2 separate regions of the Homo sapiens genome follow, and region 1 is linked to region 2. A link is an interaction called in ENCODE POLR2A ChIA-PET data of the cell type or tissue named here. Cell type or tissue: Caco-2. All regions are shown on one strand. Links, peaks and the distances in the headings refer to the core of each region. The heading gives the core; the rest is flanking DNA. Region 1 has its middle 23 kb from the start of CDK5RAP3. Region 2 overlaps SNX11 (sorting nexin 11).

Region 1 (16,124 bases), core at 393-4,392, 120 kb after region 2:
ATCCTAAGTCCGCAAATTAGCACTCCTTTCCTTCTTTCCCCTCCCTCCCTTCCTTCCTTCCTTCCTTCCAGTTGAGTCTCACTCTCTTGCTACATGCTGGAAAGCAGTGGTACAAACACCACTCACTGCACCCTCCACCTCCCAGGCTAAAGCAATTCTCTTGCCTCAGCCTCCTGAGTAGCTGGGATTACAGGCACACGCCACCACACCCAGCTATTTATTTTATTTTATTTTATTTTATTGTAGAGATGGGGTTTTGCTATGTTGCCTAGGTTGGTCTCAAATCCCTGGGCTCAAGGGATCCGCCTGCCTCGGCCTCCCAAAATGCTGGGATTACAGGCATGAGCCACCATACCCGACCCTTCATTTCTTCAGGAGGCTTTGCCCCACCCCATCTTACCATCCCAACATCTGCCCTAGCCTGACATCCTGACATGCTATTTTTTTTATTATTATTTTTTAGAGATGAGGGTCTCGCTGTGTCGCCCAGGCTGGAGTGCAGTGGTGCAATCAAGGCTCACTGAAGCACCGTGACCTCCTCCCAGGCTCAAGCAATCCTCCCACCTCAGCCTCTCAAGTAGCTGGGACCACAGGCATGTGTTACCATACCCGGCTAATTTTTTAATTTTTTGTAGAGACAGGGTCTCACTATGTTGCCCAGGCTGGTCTCAAACTCCTGACTTCAAGCGATCCTCCTGCCTTGGCTTCCCAAAGTGTTGAGATTATAGGCATGAGCCACCATTGCAAATTTAACTGTCTGACTCCCTTAAAAGGCTATAAGATGCAAAAGCCAAGGATAGTGTCCATTTTGCTCATCTCCCCAACAGCTACTAAAGGACCTGGTGAGTAGGAGGTGCTGAATTAATTTTTATTGAATGAAGAAATAAACCCAGAACATTCAGGGTGAAGAAAGCAAACTCTGAAATCATCAGTGAAGTTATTATGCAGATGAGAGGCCTAGAAATGCAGCCAAGATTTAGGTTAGCTGTGGGAAAGAACTCTTTTTTTTTTTTTTTTTTTTTGGTCTTTCCCTATTTGCTAAGGGAAAATGAGGAAATCTCTTTTAGAAACAGAAAGAAGACAAAGTCTTATGACTGGTCAGCTGGTGGTAGCCTTCACCCTCTGCTGTGGGAGGTCAGGAGAGGGAGTGTGCTGGTTCCCAAACACCAGACCCCTCCCCAACGGGAGATTTTTAATAATCAGTATGTCTAGAGGCAGGGTAAGAAATTGTACTTTTTATTTTATTTTTTAAAATTATTTATTTATTTATGTATTTATTTTTTGAGACGGAGTCTCGCTCTGTCGCCCAGGCTGGGGTGCAGTGGCGCGATCTCAGCTCACTGCAGCCTCCACCTCCTGGTTTCACGCCATTATCCTGCCTCAGCCTCCCAGGTAGCTGGGACCACAGGCGTCCGCCACCACGCCCAGCTAATTTTTTGTATTTTTAGTAGAGATGGGGTTTCACCGTGTCAGCCAGGATGGTCTCGATCTCCTGACTTCATGATCTGCCCGCCTTGGCCTCCCAAAGTGCTGGGATTACAGGCGTAAGCCACCACGCCCAGCCTATTTTTATTTATTTATTTATTTTTTGAGACGGAGTCTCGCTCTGTCACCCAGGTTGGAGTGCAGTGGTGCAATCTTGGCTCACTGGGTTCACGCCATTCTTCTGCCTCAGCCTCCTGAGTAGCTGGGACTGCAGGCGCCCACCACCTTGCCCGCCTAATTTTTTTGTATTTTTAGTAGAGACGGGGTTTCACCGTGTTAGCCAGGATGGTCTCAATCTCCTGACCTCATGATCCACCTGCCTCGGCCTCCCAAAGTGCTGGGATTACAGGCGTGAGCCACCGCGCCTGGCCTAGAAATTGTACTTTTTAAATTGTCCCAGGTAATGACAATTCTGATGATTGGCAGATAGAAATCACTAGATTAAATGCCAGGTTTCTTTCAGTTACAAACATTTGTTTCTCCTCTCCTTTTCTTTTGCTTGCTGGCATTTTTTCCCACCAGCTAGAAGATATCAGCCCAGCTGATTCTACTAGGCTTGAAAGATAGCAAGCTTGGGAATATTGAAATCTTCACAGAACCTTGGCAAAAATAGCAGCGAAACATGCTTGCGGGGTGGGCCCTTCCACTACATGCAGAATGAGAGCTCCATGTTCACCCCTACCGTCCCCATCATAAAGACCAGACTGAAATACGATTTTAAGCCTGGTTCAGTAGCCCCATTCTACAAAACGGTACTGAAATACAAAAAATGTCATGGTCAGGAACTGCTGGAGCTATGGCTTGAGCCCTGCATTTGAACACTGGCCTCCACTTCCTGGCTAGCATCCTCCCCACCACATAAATTGATGAAGCTTATTTGGCTCCAGCTCTCCCTGGATTCATTCATTCATTCAGCATTCATTCTCCTGCAGTATCTGAATGGATTCAAATGTCACTTCATTTACCTTCACCCTGCAGGGCAGAGGCACAGTTGTGGGGAGGTGGGTGACATTCCCTCCCCTAAAGCCATCCTCCTGCCACCCACTGAGAGATCCGCTAGTGAGAGACTGCTCTGGAGGGTGCCACTACCTGCCGAGGCCACCAGAAGGCCTTGGGACCTGCAGGGTTAAGCAACTCCAGAGGTGCTTCCTGGATCATCAAAGTTGACTTGCCCACACAGACAAGGCTCGATTAGCTAAATACAGTCATAAAACCTAAGCCTCATCATTGTTCGTCATTCTTCCTCCTGCATCACCTCTTGTGGCCTGTTACTTAGACTCACAGGATTGAGAGCTGGCACAAATCTCAGACTTCAAGTCCTGGGTTTTGGCAAAGCTTGATGTGTGTGAGGGGAGTGGGGAACCCTTGTTTCAACCAACCAAAGCAGTTCTGTTTATGTGTGTTTTTTTGTTTTGTTGTTTTGTTTTGTTTTGTTTTGTTTTTCAGACAGAGTCTCACACTGTCGCCCGGACTAGAGTGCAATGGCATGATCTCCGCTCACTGCCACCTCTGCCTCCTGGGTTCAAGCGATTCTCCTGTCTCAGCCTCCTGAGTAGCTGGGATTACAGGCATGCGCCACCATGCCCGGCTAATTTTTGTATTTTTAGTAGAGATGGGGTTTCACCATGTTGGCCAGGCTAGTCTCGAGCTGCTGACCTCAGGGGATTCGCCCACCTCGGTTTCCCAAAGGCATGAGCCACTGTGACCAGCCTGTTTATGTGTTTTTATATAACATGTTAGAGTTCTGGCCAGTGTCGTGCTGCTAAAAGTTTACTGGCTGGCTCTCACTTGGAGTGCTGAAGCCCTGATTTGTAGCCTTTGCTTATTTCTGTGGTGTAAATATTTCCACAAAAGCCCATTTCAAGCCACCAACTGGAAATCCCAGTGCAAAGTTGGGAAATGCACATAATTGGCTTTTAGGATCCAGTGCAAGCCAGCTTCAGCATGGCACTGGTTCTGGTCTTTTTTTTTTTTTTTTTTTAAGACAAAGTCTTGCTCTGTCACCCAGGCTGGAGGGCAGTGGCGTGATCTCAGTTCACTGCAACCTCTGCCTCCCGAACTCAAGCCATCCTTCTGCCTCAGCCTCCCGAGTAACTGGGACTACAGGCATACAACACCATGCCCAGCTAATTTTTGTATTTTTAGTACAGACAACGTTTCACCATGTTGCCCAGGCTAGTGTTGAACTCCTGAGCTCAAGTGATCCTCCAACCTCAGCCTCCCAAAGTGCTGGGGTTACTGGCATGAGCCACCGTTGCCCAGCCTGGTCCTTCTTTTTAAAAAGAAGTGTGGGCCAGGCATGGTGGCTCACACCTGTAATCTCAGCATTTTGGGAGGCTGAGGCAGGTGGATCACCTGAGGTCAGGAGTTTGAGACCAGGCTGGCCAACATGGTGAAACCCCGTCTCTACTAAAAATACATTTAAAAAATTAGCCAGGTGTGGTGGTGGGTGCCTGTAATCCCAGCTACTTGGGAGGCTGAGGCAGGAAAATGGCTTGAACCTGGGAGGCGGAGGTTGCAGTAAGCCGAGATTGCGCTACTGCACTCCAGCCTGGGCGATGGAGCAAGACTGTCTCAAAAAAAAAAAAAAAGTGTGAAGACTTTTCTATTACTACCTTTTAAAGATGAGGCAGCTGAGACCTAGAAAGATTAATTGTTGCTGAGAGCCACACAGCTTACTAGGACCAGATTCAAAAGTCCCTGATCCCCGAACCACCAGATGCCACACTCCACAATCCAACTCAGCTGGACTGTCATAGGCAGGGAGGAGAGGAGACAGGCATCACCACAGCAGCACCCAGGCAGGAGCGCAGGGGGCAATCGACAGTGGCCAATGTCAAAATAAGTGGCCAAAGGGTCTCGCAGCCAACCTTTGCTGGGCAAAACCAAACCAAACCCAAACAAACCCCTCAAACTTGAAGAGTCCTATTTTGACCCAACCCTGTTCATGTCCTCAGGGAGTAAATTATTTCCCATTCTGACTTGGATGAAACAAGAAGCATCCTCACCCCTCTTCCCCCAAGTCTCTCTCCCAAACCTACGAAAAGTCCTTGGGCAATGCACTGTATGTGGGTTGAGGGGGTGGGGGAGGAAGTGGGAAAGAATAACCCCTTTTAGACAAGTCCAGGAATAATTATTTCAGCAGCTGTTGTATTTTCTTCCCGGGTAAGGAGCAAGAAGGAAGCGTGGTGCAGTGCTGAGCGGAGGCCTGGGTCTTCAAGAGCCCTGGATTCTCGCTCTGGCTCTTCTACTTATTTGGGTGGATCTCTTCCGCTCTCTGGACATCAACTTCCCTATCTGTACAATGAAAGTCTAGAACTTTCCAGCATCTTATTTATTTATTTATTGAGACAGAGTTTCGCTCTTGTTGCTCAGGCTGGAGTGCAATGGCACAATCTTGGCTCACTGCAACCTCCCCTTCCTGGGTTCAAGCCATTCTCCTGCCTCAGCCTTCCGAGTAGCTGGAATTACAGGAGCCCGCTACCAAGCCCGGCTAATTTTTTGTATTTTTAGTAGAGATAGGGTTTCACTATGTTCGCCAGGCTGGTCTTGAACTCCTGACCTCAGGCAATCCACCCGCCTCGGCCTCCCAAAGTGTTGGGATTACAGGCTTGAGCCACCGTGCCCGGCCCAGCATCTCTTTCTTTTAAAATGCCATGAATTGCCGGGCGCAGTGGCTCATGCCTGTAATCCCAGTACTTTGGGAGGCCGAGGTGGGCGGATCATGAGGTCAGGAGATCGAGACCATCCTGGCTAACATGGTGAAACCCTGTCTCTACTAAAAAAAAATACAAAAAATGAGCCGGGCATGGTGGCAGGTGCCTGTAGTCCCAGCTACTCTGGAGGCTGAGGCAGGAGAATGGCATGAACCCGGGAGGCAGAGCTTGCAGTGAGCCGAGATCGCGCCACTGCACTCCAGCCTGGGTGACAGTGTGAGACTCCATCTCAAAAATAAATAAATAAATAAATAAATAAATAAATTAAATAAAATGCCATGAATCACCGTGGGGGGAAATGGTAGGGAGACCACCCAGTAACGCAATAATGGTTCTCCCCCAACCCTTGCATCCCACTCTTTCACCAGCTTCAACAAAGGCCCTTTCCTTGCACCTCTGAAGATGCTCCTCACTCCATAGACACCCCACAAAGGCCCCCTCCCTCCAGTTTCTCTGACATCTCCCAGGGCTGACTGGGGCTGCCCCAGCCTGGTATCTGGTCTCCTGTGTCCTAGTCATTCCTTGTGTCCGTGTTTCTTCCTTAGGAGCTGGGGTCACCGTGCCAAAGAGGAGGAATGAGAAGTGGGGGTCATCTGTTTTCCATAGCCTCTGCCCATCTACCGAGTCTGGTTTGCCAGAAGAGGGGAAGGAGGATAGGGGTGGGTGGTAAAAGAACCCTGTGACCCGTCCCCCAAACCTGTCCTGCAGCTTCTCACCCGACTGTCTTCTCCTCCAGAAGGAAAATGGGTCACGCTCCACAAGAGCCTGTTATCGCCAACCTGGCCCTGCTGCTGCCTGATAGAGCCCAGCCCTCCCCCGCCAGATCTCATTAAGGGGTCGCTGCTTATGCTTCCCAGCCGCCCCCCATCCATCTTTGGCCATGGATGACAGACTGGGCCTGGAGGCTGATGTCCGGCAGGTGACAGGGTTAATGGCAGAAGAGGGCAGAGGGCAGAGGCCAGCCAACTCACAGTGGCGGGAGGGCAGTCTGGGAGGCCCTGGGTCCACTCCAGTTGGGCAGCCTCACAAATTACAGCACCTGGGGGAGGGATGAGCCCCAGACCCCTCCATCCCCAGGGAAGCAAGGTGGGCAGTATCAGCCACCTTGGGAGCAGATGGTGGGAGGAGAGAATGTTAGCCTGGGAAGAAGAGGAATAAAGACACTTAGAAGGGGAAGGAGAGCTGAAAAGAAGAGGGAGAAATTTCTATATTTGTAGGCTCAGTGAAAACATTGCTTCTTGGATGCCTGGATGCTCTTTGGCAAGAAACACACATTTTGCAGACATGTATGAAGTCAGGTGAGTGTTTTGAAGATGGGTGCCCAGGACCCATTCTGTTTTCCCTCCCAGTTGCCTAGTTCAGCACCTGGCACAGTAGTTAGGAGTAAGGTTCCAGAGTCAAATAATATGAGTCCAAGTCCTTTTCAGGTCCTTTCTGTGGGACACAGGTAAATTACTTAACCTCTCTGAGCTTGATGTTCTCCATGTGTGCAATGTAGCTTTGGTATTACGCAGCTTCTGTGAGGAGAAATGACGCGGCACATGGGAAACACAGCACCTGGTCCTGGGCTGTGCTAGGATTAGCTCCTCTTGGAAGTAGCGGGCTCATTGCTTTAATTACTGCAATCACCTTTGCTGCCTCTCTCCCATCCCCAAGCTTTTCCCAAGCCGTCTGCCTGGGACCTCCCTCGTTTGACCTCATACATGCCTGTGATCACCTCCCGGCCTGCTCGGCTCACTCCCAGGGAGCCACTGAATGCTGCTTTGGGGGCAGCCGCCCCCATCATGGCTCCCAGAGGGGAGGCCCCATGGTGACAAGGGTTAGTCCCTCTGGGCCTTTGAAGCCCAGGGAGGGAAGGGGGAGGGGCTGCCCTGTGCTCCTGACCTGGGGGATGAGGCTCACCCCGCCACCATGGGAGGAGAGCTGAGAAACAATGGGCAGTGGAAGCCCGGCTCCCACGCCGGCCAGCTGGCAGTCAGGAGAGGGGGTGGGGTAAGGGTGGGAGTGTCCCCTCCTCAGAGCAAGCAGAAAGCTTCAAGAGGCTGGGTCTCCCCAAAGGGACCCTGAATGTCAAAGGTATCCTATGGAGACAAGGAGAGAAATTTTTGCAATGTGGCTTCCTGGACAGAGGTTGTCCAGAGGCCCCAAAGATGGGGTGCAGAGAATGCCCCCAGTTCCAGGGACCCCCTCAAGTACACCCCGATCTCAGGGTGGGCAAAGAAGCCAACTAGCACTACTCTGCCCTCCTTCCCAAGCCTGGATGGAGATCCCCCGCTCTGGGGGTGCTGATCGCCTCCATTAGGTCCTCAATCTTGCAAGGATAATGCATGGCCCAGGCTGGGCTGGGGGAGGAGGCCCCTCTAGCAGAGAAGCCAGGAGGCAGGATGCAGCGGTGCCTGAGCAGAATACCAAGCAGCCACCTGGTTGCCCTGGGCCTCAGGCTGCCTCTGGTGCCAGCAAATCTGGGCAAGGTGGGGGTCTGTCCCCTGGCCACCTCTATGCCTTTATGCCTAGCTCTACCAACTCCCTACTGTGGCTGAACTCAGTGAGGCTTCTCCGTGTGGTGTCAGGGTCCTGGGTAGCCTGAAACAGCCATGTCCACCCCACTCAACTAGACCAGAGCCCTGCTCATCTCAAAGTACCTGAGGATGACCCGGTAAGATGAGAATTAACTACACCTCTGATGGAGGTAGGAAGTCACAGAACACGAGAACATTCTCCCCTTTCCTTGTCTATCCACAGTTGTCAAAGGAAATAAAGCTTTCTTCTGGAGTGAATGTTGGAATGGTGTGGCCTGCTTGTCACTCATTCAGTCCCCTTTGGGATGTTGCTGCTGCCTTTTGCAGCTTGCTCTTGTTGTCCATGCCTCTAATCTTAGTGTATCAGACTCCAGCCTCCCTCGCCTTCCGTTGGGAAAGCCTTGTAGCCACCTCATATGATACTGCTTACAGGTGATGGAGCCCCTTCACTTGGATAGGCTCATCTGACTCTCTCCATCCTGCCAGGTGGGATGGACAGCTGTTACTTCCCAGGAAGGCAGTGTAGCCTAGTAGTTAGGGGCTTGGGCCCTGCAGTCAGGCACATCCAGGCTGTCAACAAGCGTCCCTGCTTACCAGCTGGGCAAGTTTCTTAATTTCTCAGAGTCTGAGTTTCCTTATCTACTACATGGGGATTAAATCAGTCTCCACACACGGTGGTTATGGGACTGCATTAAATAAGATCTTGCTAACGATGCCTGGCACATTGTAAGTGTTTAAAAACAGCAAAGGGAAAAGGAATTTCTTAAAATTTCTGTTTTAGACGGGCAAGGTGGCTCACACCTGTAATCCCAGCACTTTGGGAGGCCGAGGCAGGCATATTGCTTGAGTCCAGGAGTTTGAGACCAACCTGGGCAACATGGCAAAACCCTGTCTCTACTAAAAATACAAAAAATTAGCTGGGTGTGATGGCCCGCACCTGTAGTCCCAGCTACTCAGGAGGCTGAGGTGGGAGGATCCCTTTAGACCAGGAGGCAGAGGTTGCAGTGAGCTGAGCTAACACCACTGCACTCCAGCCTGGGCAACAGAACAAGACCCTGTCTCAAAAAAAAATAAAATATAAAATAAGATTCCTATTTATTTGAGGCAGATGAGAGGTTGAGCTAGATCCCAGAGCTAGTGATTGTTTTGAATTGAGGTCTCCTGACCTCAGTCCAAAGCTTTCCTCATCACACCTTACAGACGCCTTTCTTCCCCTCCTGCTCCATGTTTCAGCCTTGTCCCCCAAATTCTGCATGCTCTCAGATAGGGCAGCAGGTCCCCGCTCCAGCCTCTGAGTCCTCCCTGCATGTGGAGGGCTGCTTCTCTCCTCTCATCAGGACAGTGTGGAAACGTCTGCAGTCATGGGAACCACAATCAGGATTCAAGGCTTATAATTCAGCAGTGATCAGATGTAGGGGAGGTGCCGGGACAGTTATATTAATAACTGTGCCATTAAAAACAAGCAAGCGATGTTCTCATAAAGCATGGGTTGGTTGGGGTAGTTAGGTTTGTTTATTTATTTATATATTTCCCTTCAGGAGTGAACAGGGCCACACAGAGGGAGACCATTAAATTATCTCTTGAAATGATTCCAGTAATAAGTTGGGCAGGTTAGAAGAGCTGTCGGCAGCTCCCGCCAGACCTCCTTCGGCTTTTCAGAACTCGTATCTTTCACTTGGCCTTGTTTTATATGGGGCCAATTACTCCCTTCTGGGTTAGCTGTGTCCCTTGTTTAGAGGTGCTATTTACATGGACAAAATGAATTTTTTTTTCATCAGCCAACGAAGTCAGAGTGATCGTATATTATTTCTTGCTGGGAATCAGAACATGCTGTGTGACATGGAAAAGAGGGGGAACCTGTAGGGACAGGGGCTTTACATATTTGAAATAAGCAGTCTTCTGGAAAATCCACAGAGACCCAATAATAATAAATCAATAATAATAATAATAACATTTATATAGTGGGGGTGAAGGGCCAAGTTCCCTTTTGAGCACGTTTCATGTGTTAACATGTTTGATTTTCATAATAACCCTACATAGTCAATTCAGTTCCAGCCACTCTGACTTCCCAGCCTGGATTCTCATCCACTATACTGCCTTGACTATTCTTCTCTGGGGATGGTGGCTTCTCTATCTTTAAAGGTCTGAAATGGGGATGCCCTAGCCTCAATTAAGCGGGTGAATTTTTGAAGCCTAAGAACTCCTTCCTGCCTAATAGTGTCACAGCTGTGGGACCCTGAGTAACTACTAGGAGTCAAGCACTGTGCAAAGAAACATGTTATGTGCATTATCTCACTCGAGCCTTAACCTTGTGATGTTGACTCTGCAGATGAGCATATCAAGGCTCAGAAGTGTCTCAAGCCACATGGTAGCAAGCAAATACCAGATTCAAATCCAGGGCTGACTCTGCGGGCCCAGATGCCCTACAGAGTTCCTCCCATTTCCCATGCCAGGGTTTTATTTTTATTTATTTATCTCTTTTCGAGATGGAATTTTGATCTGTTGCCCAGGCTGGAGTGCAGTGGTGTGATCTCCGCTCACTGCAACCTCCACCTCCCAGGTTCAAGCAATTCACTTGCCCTAGCCTTCCAAGTAGCTGGGATTACAGGTGTATGCCGCCACATCTGGCTAATTTTTGTATTTTTAGTAGGGACAAGGTTTCACCATGCTGGCCAGGCTGGGCTTGAACTCCTGACCTCATGATCTGCCCGTGTCAGCCTTCCAAAGTGCTGGGATTACAGTCGTGAGCCACCACGCCCTGCCGGGATTTTATTATTCTAATACTCTGGACTCAGGTTTGACCAAGCCCCAGTGCAGGGTGTTTAACTCATTTCTAAGATGCCTGGATCCCCAAGGGTGAGGTCCTAGGCCAGGGGACCCAGCCTGAGATAGGCACAGACAGGGAGGCACAGGGAGTCATTTAATTTTACATTAAAAGAGAAGGTCCCCTCCTCCTCGCCCCTCCCCCTGTCCCCTGCCTGGGCTCCCTTCCAATCACTTCAGAGACCCCAGAGGGGGCTTGACCTCTGTCCTCGGGGGAGGTCAGCCGGGGTGACCCTGCCTGTGTGCAGGATCCCGTGAGAGAGGCCCAGCTGCAGGCCCCCGAGGGCTGGAAGTGCACCCCACCCGGAAACAGGCCGGGGTCACAGAGGGCGGCCCAGGCTGAAGGGGCTTCCCTGGCCCTTTGTGAGCCAAAGGGCAGGGGGAGATTCGTTCCACAGGCAGCCCCTGTGTCTCCAGAGAAAGGGGCTATTATGGTGCAACTAAAAATACAGGGCACAGCCCACCCCACCTCCCCTTTTATTGCCATGGAGATTGGGGGAGGTCTCTGGGAGGGATGAAGAGAGCAAAAGAGGGAGAGAGAGTGAAAGGCAGGTGGAAACAGGGAAGGAGCAGGGAGGGGGTGAAGTGAAAGGGGGAGGGGAAGCCGGCAGAGCTCCCGCCTGCCTTTCTCAACCAGAGGCGCTGGTGGGATCTCTCAGCTTCATCTCTCATTCTTTCCTTTCCACATCCTGCCTGCTGGGTCACAGACACTGCCTGGGGGCTACCGGGGCAAAGAAGGGTTTGCCCACTACCCTGCAGCTGGCCCTGTGACCTTTGACGGTGAGGGGTCCCACCATCTGGGATTAAATTGCAAGATGGCCACATGGAAGGCAGCTGGTGAACAGCTGCTAGGCCTCGTCCAGCCTCTGGACATACCAAGTACCCAAATCATTGACTCAGAGTCATCTGACCCAACCTCCCACTCTCAGCAGTGTCCCCACCAGATATTGATCCAATGTCAGCCTAAGGTCTTCAGTGATGTGACTTTCCCACCTGTGCCCTTGCAGGGCATTTTTGGTTGTCAGAAAGGGCTTCCTTATATCAGGTGGAAATCCATCTCCCTGTTACCTCCACAGGTGGGCTCTAGTTCTGCCCTCTGAGGCCACACAGTGGAATAAAGTAGGGATTTAATGTCATGGAAAGAAAACATAAAAGCCTGACCCTTCTTGGCATAAAATACTTGAAGAAAGCTGCTGAGAAGATAACTCAGTTGGGAAAAACACATAGTCTGTAGTTTTAAAATATCCAAAGCTAAGTGAAAGTCCTGGGGTGAAAAGTGATTCTGGACACTGGACACTGGTGGGCAAAAGACAGGACATCTTAAGATGCCAGGCTCCCTGGTGCTGCACTGCCCTGATGTCAACACAGAAGTTGATGGGGCCAGGCTCGGTGGCTCACGCCTGTAATCCCAGCACTTTGGGAGGCCGAGGCGGGTGGATCACCTGAGGTCAGGAGTTCAAGACCAGCTTGGCCAACATGGCAAAACCCCGTCTCTACTAAAAACACAAAAATTGGCCAGGCATGGTGGCACACGCATGTAATCCTAGCTACTTGGGAGGCTGAGGCAGGAGAATTGCTTGAACCTGGGAGGTGGAGGTTGCAGTGAGCCGAGATCGCGCCACTGAACTCCAGCCTGGGCGACAGAGCAAGACTGTCTAAATAAATAAATAAATAAAAGATTTAGAGATGATGACTGGGCTCCTCCAATTGGCAAGGTCATAAGTTCCAGCCTGCACTCTTGGGAGCCCACCTGCAAAGTGTCATGTCAGTTTCTGGCACCCAAAAGACCTTTTTTAGCAAGGTGGGTCAGTTACAAGGCTGCATGGAGCAAGAAGAATGGAAGTGGGAAAGAGGCAAACTCCATTGTGGAGGAAAATTCAGACTCTGATTACCTTTTTGTTCCTCCTCCCCCTCCTACCAGCTGGGGTGGCCTGGGAACCAGACTCCCTTAGGTAGGCATTCGGAACAGGTGTGGTTTAGGTGCATGAGGAGCCAGAGATAAGCTGAGAGTTGTGGTTGCATTTACCAAAGACTACATCCTGTGGTCAAGAACAGTTGTTTCAAAATACCAGGCATCCATGATATCAGAGAAGGCCATGATTCCTCCATCTACAGAGAGAAAAAGGAGGTAAGTCCATGGTCCCTATTTGAACAATGCCAAAGCCCAGGCTGTCAAGAAAGGCAGGCATACCTGCTGTTGCCTCTTCCCACTCAATGCTGGGGCTCCTGCCCAAATGCTGGTGTCCAGATTGTATTTATGACTGTTTTAAGAAAGAGTGACAGAGCCTTTTAATATCCCTGACAGCCCAGGATGTTTTAATAGATGGTGGAGCTGGGCTTCAAGAGTTAAGAAAAGAGAGCAGAGTTGTTGAGCGAGCTGTCAGGGCTAGTTTCTATGACAGACCTACTGATCGACTCCACGACAAAATAAAATACGGGGCCGTGTCTCTCCTCGGCCCTATCAGGTTGACAGACAGTCTGTCACCATTGTATGTCATCTTTCACCTCCTAATCGCTCAAGCTTAGGGGAAATCTGTGTTTAATGGGGAATCTCTGCAGGATTTCCTCCCAAACCTGCCTCCTGAACGGCAGGCCTCTATTTCAATCTCCCGGGGCTCCTGTGGGCGTTCTCCAATTTTCTGGATTTCACACAGAACTCTTCTAGCTACAGGGCCCTGCCTCCATTGTTGCTGTTTGTTAGAGGTGATTACAGGTCTCCTAGGATGGCTCAATATTCTGCAAAAACAGAATGGATAGTGATGATGGTGGTACAGCAATGTGAATGTCACTGAACTGTACGCTCAAAAAAGGTTAAAATGATACATTTTATTCTATGTATGTCTTACCTCAAAACCAAAACCAAAACCCACAGATGGATAAGGAATGAAGAGAGCTGCCTTGGCTCTTTGACCCCTTGTAGGGTGTGTGCTTGTAACCCGTATGGCCAGCGCAGGGCCATTCCCAGTGTCTCCCCTTCCAGAAGCACACTCAGCTCCCCCACCTCCTGCTTCCTCACCTCCCTGGTTAATACATCTCAAGGTCATTTTTGGAGTTGAACATCTGGAGGCTCCTTAAACACACTTTTCCAGCACCAGACTTGGGGCTGGTCTGACCAGCAACTCAGTTTGTGGCTAAAGCCACTTTAGCCACACCCTTGACATGTTTTGGCACTTGAGGTCTAAGAAATTCTCCCAGGGTTTTTGTGTGTGTGTGTATGTGTGTGTGGGGGGAGGGGAAGGATGGAAGCAAATTCAAGGGACCAGTGACTTTGCTTTTTTTTTTTTTTGTATTTTTAGTGGAGATGGGGTTTCAGCATGTTGGCCAGGCTGGCCTCAAACTCCTGACCTCAAGTGATCCACCCGCCTTGGCCTCCCAATGTGCTGGGATTACAGGTGTGAGCCACTGTGCCTGTCCTCCATGTTACTTTTTTTTTTTTTTTTTTTTTGATTCAGGGTCTCTGTCGCCCAGGCTGGAGTGCAGTGGTGTGATCTTGGCTCGCTGCAGCCTCTGCCTCCTGGACTCAGGTGACCCTCCCACCTCAGCCTCCACAGTAGCTGGGACTACAGGTGCAGGCCACCAAATCCGGCTAATTTTTTGTATCTCTTGTAGAGACGGGGTTTTGCTATGTTGTCCAGGTTGGTCTCGAACTCCTGGGCTCAAGCAGTCCACCTGCCTCAGCTTCCCAAAGTGCTGGGATTACAGGAATGAGCCACCATGCCCAACCTGACTTTGCTTTTTCTTGAATGACAGACAGAACTGTCTTCTGAAAGAACTAAGTTCTTCCTTCCCTGTGCTTTAAGATTAGTTGTGCTGGGTCTGCCCTCAGGCATTTGGGGTTCCCCTCCCTTCTACCAGGGTTAAGGGGCAGTGCGGATGCTCCTCGGTCCTGGTCCCCAGGTACAGATGCAACTACCTCCCTCCAACCTCACTGGCCCAGGGCTCTGCGTTCAAGTCCTCTGCCAGGAGAGAGTTAAGGGCTTGGGTTTAATTTGCCCGTTAATCACAGTTAAAAGAAGTAATGAGCGTCTCCCCAAAGCCTGGGTGTTTCTCTGCAGATTAAGCAGCAATTTGCATAGCCCCTTTATTCATTCCCACCTTCCCCTGTGGGGCGGCTTGTCCTTTCAGACACAGCCAAGCGCAGCCAGTGGCGGGAGCGGTTTGACAAATGGCTTTGCCATGCTCGTGGTTTGGGCGAGAGGGAGGGAGGGGAATGCTGGGAGGGAGAGAGCAGCTCCCGACAGTAATGGATAGCTGGGGCGTTAAGTAGTGCAGAACTTTTTATTAGATACACAGGAGAAGTTTAAATATTCAAACTGGTTTTCTTTGAAGCCTGGGGAATGAGAGGAGGGTGGCGGGCTGGCTAAGTAAGAGTTTACTCAGGGCCAATTTACTCAGAGAGGCCCTGGCAGTCACCAGGGAGGAAGGGCATCTGGAGGACACAGGCAGATCCGGGTCAGCTGGTGCCCCCGGGCTCTACACGCCTGCAGCAGCCTTGATGCCCTCCTGCTGGGCTCAGGCTCTGCCAGGCGGGACAGCTACCCTGGACGCAGCTCCTCGGGCCCGATTGCTCAGAGGGCAGAACGGCTTGCTCAAAGCCCAGCAGATGGTGGTATTCAGACAGGGAGGAGGCCCCAGCTTTGATAGCAAACCTAACTCTATGAAGCAATGATATCTCCAAAAGGATGGGACAATAGCCCTCTACTTTCCTCTCCAGAAATGTCCTCAACCAAACAGTGAAAGAGGAGAGATGAGGCCCAGAAATGATCCTCGGGGTAGGCAGGCACTCTGCCCAGGCTGGTCTCGAACTCCTGGGCTCAAGTGATCCTCCCGCCTCGGCCTCCAAAGTGCTGGGATTACAGGCGTAAGCCACCCCACCTGGCCATCAGTCCATTTAAAAAGCTGACTTAACCCCAATTTTCTTCCCAAACTTCTTGTGCTTCGTGAGACTCTTCCTTTGTGTTAACTTGTAAGCCACATGATCATAATATGTCAGAGGTCAAAGTCATTTTAGAGAGCATTAAGACAATTAAAGTTCAGAGAAGCTAACGTTTGATACTCCAAGAGAGACATAAATGTGGTCAAGACACCATTCCTGCCCGCAAGCAGCTCAGTGGGCAGGCACTTCAGGAAGGCATATAACACAATAAATAAGAGCTCCCCCCTCCTAAGGATATCTGCATGGGGCTGCAGGATGCTGCTGAGGGATGGAGTGACTAATTCTGCAGGGACAACTGGAGATGTCCACAGAGATGCATTTGGGCCTCATCTGAATCGGGGGTCAAGATGGTTTGGAGGGAGCCGAGTAAAGGATGGGGCCTCGAGGACACATGTGGATTTGATGTCTTGGGTGGGTAGCCCAGGCTGAAAAGGCTGGTGGGGTTCCAATTATGCAGGGCTTGGCGGCTGCTACTCTAGGAATTTGGGGCACTACAGAGCCTCAGAGTTTCTAAGCAGGGAAATGACTAGGGTGAAAAGGCCCAGGGTGGATTAGAAAGAGCAGCCAGCAGAGCCCAGGACACCACTGATGAAACTGTCAGGAAATAAAGAGAGATGCAGTGTGGGTGTGGACAATGGCTTTGAT
Region 2 (6,638 bases), core at 2,639-6,638:
AAAAATGGGGGAAAAAAAGAGAAAAAAACAGTAATGAAGTAATGACACATGATAAAATACAAATGAACCTTGAAAACATTGTTAGATGAAAAAAGCCAGTTACAAAAGACCACAAATCATATGACTCCATTTGTGTAAATGTCCAAAATAGACAAATGCATAGACAGAGAAAGTAGACTAGTGGTTGCCAGGAGCTGGGGGGGAGGGAAGGACAGGGGAGTCACTACTCATGGGTACAGGGTTTCTTTCGGGGTGATGAAAATGTTCTAAAATTGACTGTGGTGGCTGACAGTTATACAACCCTGTGACTATATTAAAAACTACTGAACTGTATCTAAAAAGGTAAACTTTATGGCAGGTAAATTGTGTGTCAATAAAGCTATTAGGCCAGGCTTATGCCAATAATCCTAGCACTTTGGGAGGCAGAGGCAGGCGGATCACCTAAGGTCAGGTGTTTGAGACCAGCCTGGCCAACATGGCAAAATCCCGTCTCTACTAAAAATACAAAACTTAGCCAGGTGTGGTGGCACTTGCCTGTAATCCCAGCTACTCAGGAAGCTGAGGCAGGAGAATCGCTTGAACCCAGGAGGCAGAGGTTGCAGTGAGCCGAGATCACGCCACTGCACTCCAGCCTGGGTGAAAGAGTGAGCGTCCGTCTCCACACAAAAAAATAAATAAATAAAAAGGGAGGGAGGAGGAATAAAAAACCGAATAAATGAGAAAGCTTTCCCTTCTTTCTCCCCAGGTTTCAGTAGGAGCCCCTGCTACCCAGTGGTGGGTTAACACAGACCCACCTGGATAGAAAGCCACGCACCCAAAGAACAAGAAAGGTTGTGAAAGGCTACCAATGCTATGACATTACTTTCCCTAACAAATGGACACCTCTCTGGTCCAGGTTATAGCAAACCTAGCCCCTGCTATCTCAAAGAGTACTCCAGTTACCTCTTAGGCTGGTCTCCTTTAGCCAGGTGAGAAGAGCTCTGCCTCTCTTCCTGGGCCCAGCCACAGTTTGACATAGCATATCGAAGAATGGCATCAGACACAGTCATGGTACTTCGGCCCTGGACACAGGCTTCTATCTCAGGCACCGAGAGCTGGCTTTGCAGGAATAGGTGCAACTGGCTGTCTGACAGGAGAACCACACTCTGCAGGACCCTGGGAAAAACACAGGTAGCACAACACAGAGCATCACCCTGAGGAACTGCTCTCCATTCCCCATCCTCTTAAGAACTTCTGGCTACCTGAGCAGGGAGCTCCATCCTGCCTGGCACATTCCTCCACCCCTGCCTCCACCCTTGGTGGCCAGCACCAGCCGTTCTGTCCACTCACTTTTCAAGGAAGTGCTGCAGACCTTGTCGTCGCTTCTCAATGAACTCATCTGAGGTGCCGAAGAAGGTTGACTTCCCAGGAAGTTCAGGAACAGGCCTGTGCAGCCACATGATATAACACCCATGATAAGTGTAACATCTAAGATAGTCATTCCGGCCTCTGATCAAGGAAATCCCTTAAAAAGAGGTCTAATCAATACAAATAGCTTTTTTTTTTTTTTTTGAGATGGAGTCTCGCTCTGTCGCCCAGGCTGAAGTGCAGTGGTACAATCTCGGCTTACTGCAACGTCTGCCTCCCGGGTTCAAGCAGTTCTCTGCCTCAGCCTCCCGAGTAACTGGGATTACAGGTGCAGGCCACCACACCCAGCTAATTTTTTGTATTTTTAATAGAGACGGGGTTTCACCATGTTAGCCAGGATGGTCTTGATCTGACCTCGTGATCCCTGCCTGCCTCGGCCTCCCAAAGTGCTGGGATTACAGGCATGAGCCACCGTGCCTGGCCCCAATTAGCTTTTAATAAGGGGTGGTGCTAACATTGACTGCATGCCAAGTGTCAAGCCAGACTGTGCTAAATGTTTTATAAACATGATTTCATTTAGTCATCCCAAAACCCCGTGAGAAAGATATTAACTCACTTCAGATCAGAGAAGTTAAGTAAATGTCTCACTGTTACACAGCTAATAAGCAGCAAAGCTCATATCAGAACCAGATCTATGACTATAAAACCCATGCTGATACATTATTTTTGTCTGTTTGATTTTAGAGACAAGGTATTGCTTTCCAAGCTGCTCTCTCCAGGTTGCCCAGGCTGGAGTGCAGTAGCATAAACGTGAGCATAGCTCGCCGCAGCCTCAAATTCCTGGGATGAAGTAATCCTCCTGCATCAGCCTCCCAGAATAACTATGACTACCGGTACGTGCCACTGTGTGCACCTAATTTATTTATTTGTTTACTTATGTATCTGTAGAGACAGTATTGCTCTGTTGCCCAGGCTGGTCTCAAACTCCTGGCCTCAAGTGATCCTCCTTCCTTAACCTCCCAAAGCACTGGAATTACATGTGTGAGCCACCAAGCCGAGCCACACTATGTTGTTTATGAAACCCACTCCCAGCTTGGTGCCATGGTTCATGCCTGTAATCCTGGCACTTTGGGAGGCCGAGGTGGGCAGATCACTTGAGCTCAGGAGTTCAAGACCAGCTTGGGCGACATGGTGAAACCTCATCTCTCCTTTAAAAAAAAAAAACAGCCAGGCGCGGTGGCTCACGCCTGTAATCCCAGCACTTTGGGAGGCCGAGGTGGGTGGGGATCACGAGGTCAGAAAATCGAGACCATCCTGGCTAACACGGTGAAACCCCATCTCAACTAAAAAATAGAAAAAACTAGCCGGGCGTGGTGGCGGGCGCCTGTAGTCCCAACTACTCGGGAGGCTGAGGCAGGAGAATGGCGTGAACCTGGGAGGCGGAGCTTGCAGTGAGCTGAGATTGTACCCTTGCACTCCAGCCTGGGCAACAAGAGTGAAACTCTGTCTCAAAAAAAAAAAAATTAAATAAATAAATAAATAAAAATAAAAATACATAATTAGCCAGGCGTGGTGGCACATGCCTGTAATCCCCAGCTACTCGGGAGGCTGAGGCAGGGGAATCACTTAAACCTGGGAGGCGGAGGTTGTGGTGAGCTGAGATCAAGCCATTGCACTCCAGCCTGGGCAACAAGAGCGAAACTCCATCTCAAAAAAAAACAAAAAAGAGAAAAGAAAAGAAAATTAGTAGGGCATGGTGGTGCACCCCTGTAATCCCAGCTACTCAGGAGGCTGAGGAAGGAGAATCACTTGAACCTGTGAGGTGGAGGTTGCAGTGAGCCGAGATCGTGCCACTGCAAACACTCCAGCCTGCAGGATGAGACAGGAGCAAGACTCCATCTCAAAAAAAAAAAAAAGGCCGGGCGCAGTGGCTCACACCTGTAATAGCAGCACTTTGGGAGGACAAGGCACGTAGATCATGAGGTCAGGAGTTGGAGACCAGCCTGACCAAAATGGTGAAACCCCGACTCTACTAAAAATACAAAAATTAGCCAGCCGTGGTGGTGTACACCTGTAATCCCAACTGCTCAGGAGGCTGAGGCAGAAGAATCCCTTGAACCTGGGAGTTGCAGTGAGCCGAGATTGCACCACTACACTCTAGCCTGGGTGACAGAGCGAGACTCCGCCTCAGAAAAAAAAAAAAAAAGGAAAAAAGAAATCCACACCCACCATCAACTATTATTTTTAAAAAGGAAGAAACTGGAGTGGGACGCAGTGGCTCACAACTGTAATCCCAACAACTTGGGAGACTGAGGTAGGAGGATCACTTGAGGCCAAGGAGTTTGAGAGACCAGCCTGGGCAACAAAGTGAGACCTTTCTCTACAAAAAATACAAAAATTAGCTGAGCATGGTGGCACATACCTGTAGTCCCAGCTACTTGGGAGGCTGAAGTGGGAGAATCCCTTGACCCCAGGCGTTTGAGGCTGCTGAGGCTCACATTTTTTTGTAGTTGTTGTTGTTGTTTTTGAGACAGTCTCGCTCTGTCACCAGGCTGGAGTGCAGTGGCACAATCTCAGCTCACTGCAACCTCTGCCTCCCAGGTTCAAGCAATTCTCTGCCTCAGCCTCCTGAGTAGCTGGGATTACAGGCACCTGCCACCACACCCGGCTAGTTTTTTGTATTTTTAGTAGAGATGGGGTTTCACCATCTTGGCCAGGCTGGTCTTGAACTCCTGACCTCATGATCCACCTGCCTCAGCCTCCCAAAGTGCTGGGCGTGAGCCACCGCGACCGGCAGAGGCTCACTTAGCTAAGCTCTGTCTCAAAAAAAAAAAAAAAGAAAGAAAAAGAAAAACAAAACAAAAAAAAAACAGGCCAGGCTGGAGGATATAGGATTTGTCAGGGGAACGGAGTTTCACCTGGTTTATTAGGGCCTGCCCCAGGACAACAGCCTCATCAGTTCCACATGTTAACTAACTGACTTGGTCACTCAACAGGCCACCTATCACCACTGAGTATTCAGTGACCATCCTACAGCAAAATCACTGTTGTAATTCTCTCCACTTTCAGGACTTATTTGGCAGGTGGGTGTGAGGAGTAAATAATAACTGCCTTCCCTAGGCTCTCATATGTCTCTGGAAAAGGACCTCTGTATTAAAAGAGAAAAAAAAATCATTATTTTTACATGTGAAGTGGATGGAAACACTAGCTGTCAAATAAGTCCAGGTGCTTAAAATTTTCTGATAAGCAGATTTAAACTGTTTAAAATGTTAGCTGTATATTTGTTGAGCTCTAGACATATATGCATATAAAGAAAGAAAAATATTTTTGATGTTAGTATGGCTTTGTTAGGTAAAAATACTCGAAATTAGATTCTACTTTTTTCACTGACTTGAAAATATGATTTAAGAACATATATCTGGCCGGGTGCGGTGGCTCACGCCTGTAATCCCAGCACTTTGGGAGGCCGAGGCAGGCGGATTGCCTGAGGTTGGGAGTTCGAGACCAGCCTGGCTAGCATGGTAAAACCCTGTCACTACTAAAAACACAAAAATTAGCTGGGCGTGGGGGTAGGGACCTGTAATCCCAGCTACTCGGGAAGCTGAGGCAGGAGAATCGCTTGAACCCAGGAGGCTGAGGTAGCAGTGAGCCGAGATCACACCATTGTACTCCAGCCTGGGCAACAGAGTGAGACTCCGTCTCAAAAAAAAAAAAAAAGAAAAAAGGCGGAGCATGGTGGCTCACGTCTGTAATCCCAGCACTTTGGAAGGCCAAGGCAGGTGGATCATGAGGTCAGTTTAAGACCAGCCTGCCCAGGCTGGGCGCAGTGGCTCACACCTGTAATCCTAGCACTTTGGGAGGTGGAGATGGGTGGATTGCCTGAGCTCAGGAGTTCGACACCAGCCTGGGCAACGTGGTAAAACCTCATCTCTACTAAAATACAAAATAGTCAGCCAGGCGTGGTGGCAGGCGCCTGTAATCCCAGCTACTCGGAAGGCTGAGGCACAAAAATTGCTTGAGCCTGGGAGGTGGAGGGTGTCACTGCACTCCAGCCTGGGCAACAAAGTGAAACTCTGTCTCAAAAAAAAAAAAAAAAAGCAAAAAAAACCCAGCCTGGCCAAGATGGTAAAACCCCACCTCCACTAAAAATACAAAACATTAGCTGGGCATGGTGGTAACCCCCTGTAATTCCAGCTACTCGGGAGGCTGAGGCAGAGAACTGCTTGAACCCGGGAGGCGGAGGTTGCAGTAAGCCGAGATTGTACCACTGCACTCCAGCCTGGGCGACAGAGCGAGACTCCATCTCAAAAAAAAAAAAAAAAAAGAAGGCCTGGGCATGGTGCCTCACGCCTATAATCCTAGCAACTTTGGGAGGCTAAGGCAGGCAGATCACCTGAGGTTAGGAGTTCGAGACCAGCCTGACCAACATGGAGAAACCCCATCTCTACTAAAAATACAAAATTAGCCAGGAGTGGTGGCGCATGCCTGTAATCCCAGCTACTCAGGAGGCTGAGGCAGGAGAACCTCTTGAACCCGGGAGGTGGAGGTTGCGGTGAGCCGAGATCGCACCCAGGCAACAAGAGCAAAACTCAGTCTCAAAAAAAAAAAAAAAAGAACATATTTCCCAGCCAGGAGTGGTGGCTCACGCCTGTAATCCCAGCACTTTGGGAGGCCGAGACAGGTGGATCACTTGAGTCCAGGAATTTGAGACCAGCCTGGCCAACATGGACAAACCCCACCTCTACTAAAAATACAAAAATTAGGCAGGCATAGTGGTGGGCACCTGTAATCCCAGCTACTTGGGAGGCTGAGGCAGAGAGAATTGCTTCAACCTGGGAGGTGGAGGTTGCAGTGAGATGAGATCATGCCACTGCACTCCAGCCTGGGCAACAGAGCAAGACTCCATCTCAAAAAAAAAAAAAACATTATTTCCCAGCCGGGCCTGGTGGCTCACACCTGTAATCCCAACAATTTGGAAGGCCAAGGCAGGAGGACTGCTTGAGCCCAGGAGTTCAAGACCACCCTAGTAACATAGGGAGACCTCCATCTCTACAAAAATATTTTCCAAATTAGGCAAGTGTGGTGGCATGCACCTGTAGTCCCAGCCACTTGGGAAGCTGAGGTGGGAGGATTGCTAGAACCCAGGAGGTTGAGGCTGCAGTGAGCCATGATTGCACCACTGCACTCCAGCCTCTGTAACAAAGCAAGACCCTACATCAAAAAAAAAAAAAAACCCAAAAAACAAAAAAAGAAACAACATATTTCCCAATTTCCTTAGTGCCTGGTATGTT

What was found. ChIA-PET counts read pairs that join two places held together with the same protein. Peaks named below come from ENCODE experiments on the same cell type or tissue, not always from the same donor. Only the 100,000 strongest peaks of a DNase experiment are listed, where the experiment ranks them.
Region 1: POLR2A ChIA-PET joins it to region 2 with 6 read pairs; 4 of 35 experiments call an interaction of 5 or more read pairs at or near these places.

The regions. Positions count from the first base shown.
Region 1 is chr17:47,986,326-48,002,449 of GRCh38, reverse strand. No RefSeq gene overlaps it. Among named protein-coding and RNA genes, the nearest start is that of CDK5RAP3, 23 kb to the right of the region's middle. RefSeq lists an enhancer at 6,841-7,439. In Caco-2, for the core only: no CTCF peak of the experiment used is centred there; a DNase peak (open chromatin) is centred at 2,589.
Region 2 is chr17:48,113,491-48,120,128 of GRCh38, reverse strand. It overlaps SNX11 (sorting nexin 11), which reads right to left. Exons shown (of 7, transcript NM_013323.3): 5 at 1,330-1,425; 6 at 943-1,155. Among named protein-coding and RNA genes, the nearest start is that of SNX11, 9.0 kb to the right of the region's middle. In Caco-2, for the core only: no CTCF peak of the experiment used is centred there; no DNase peak of the experiment used is centred there.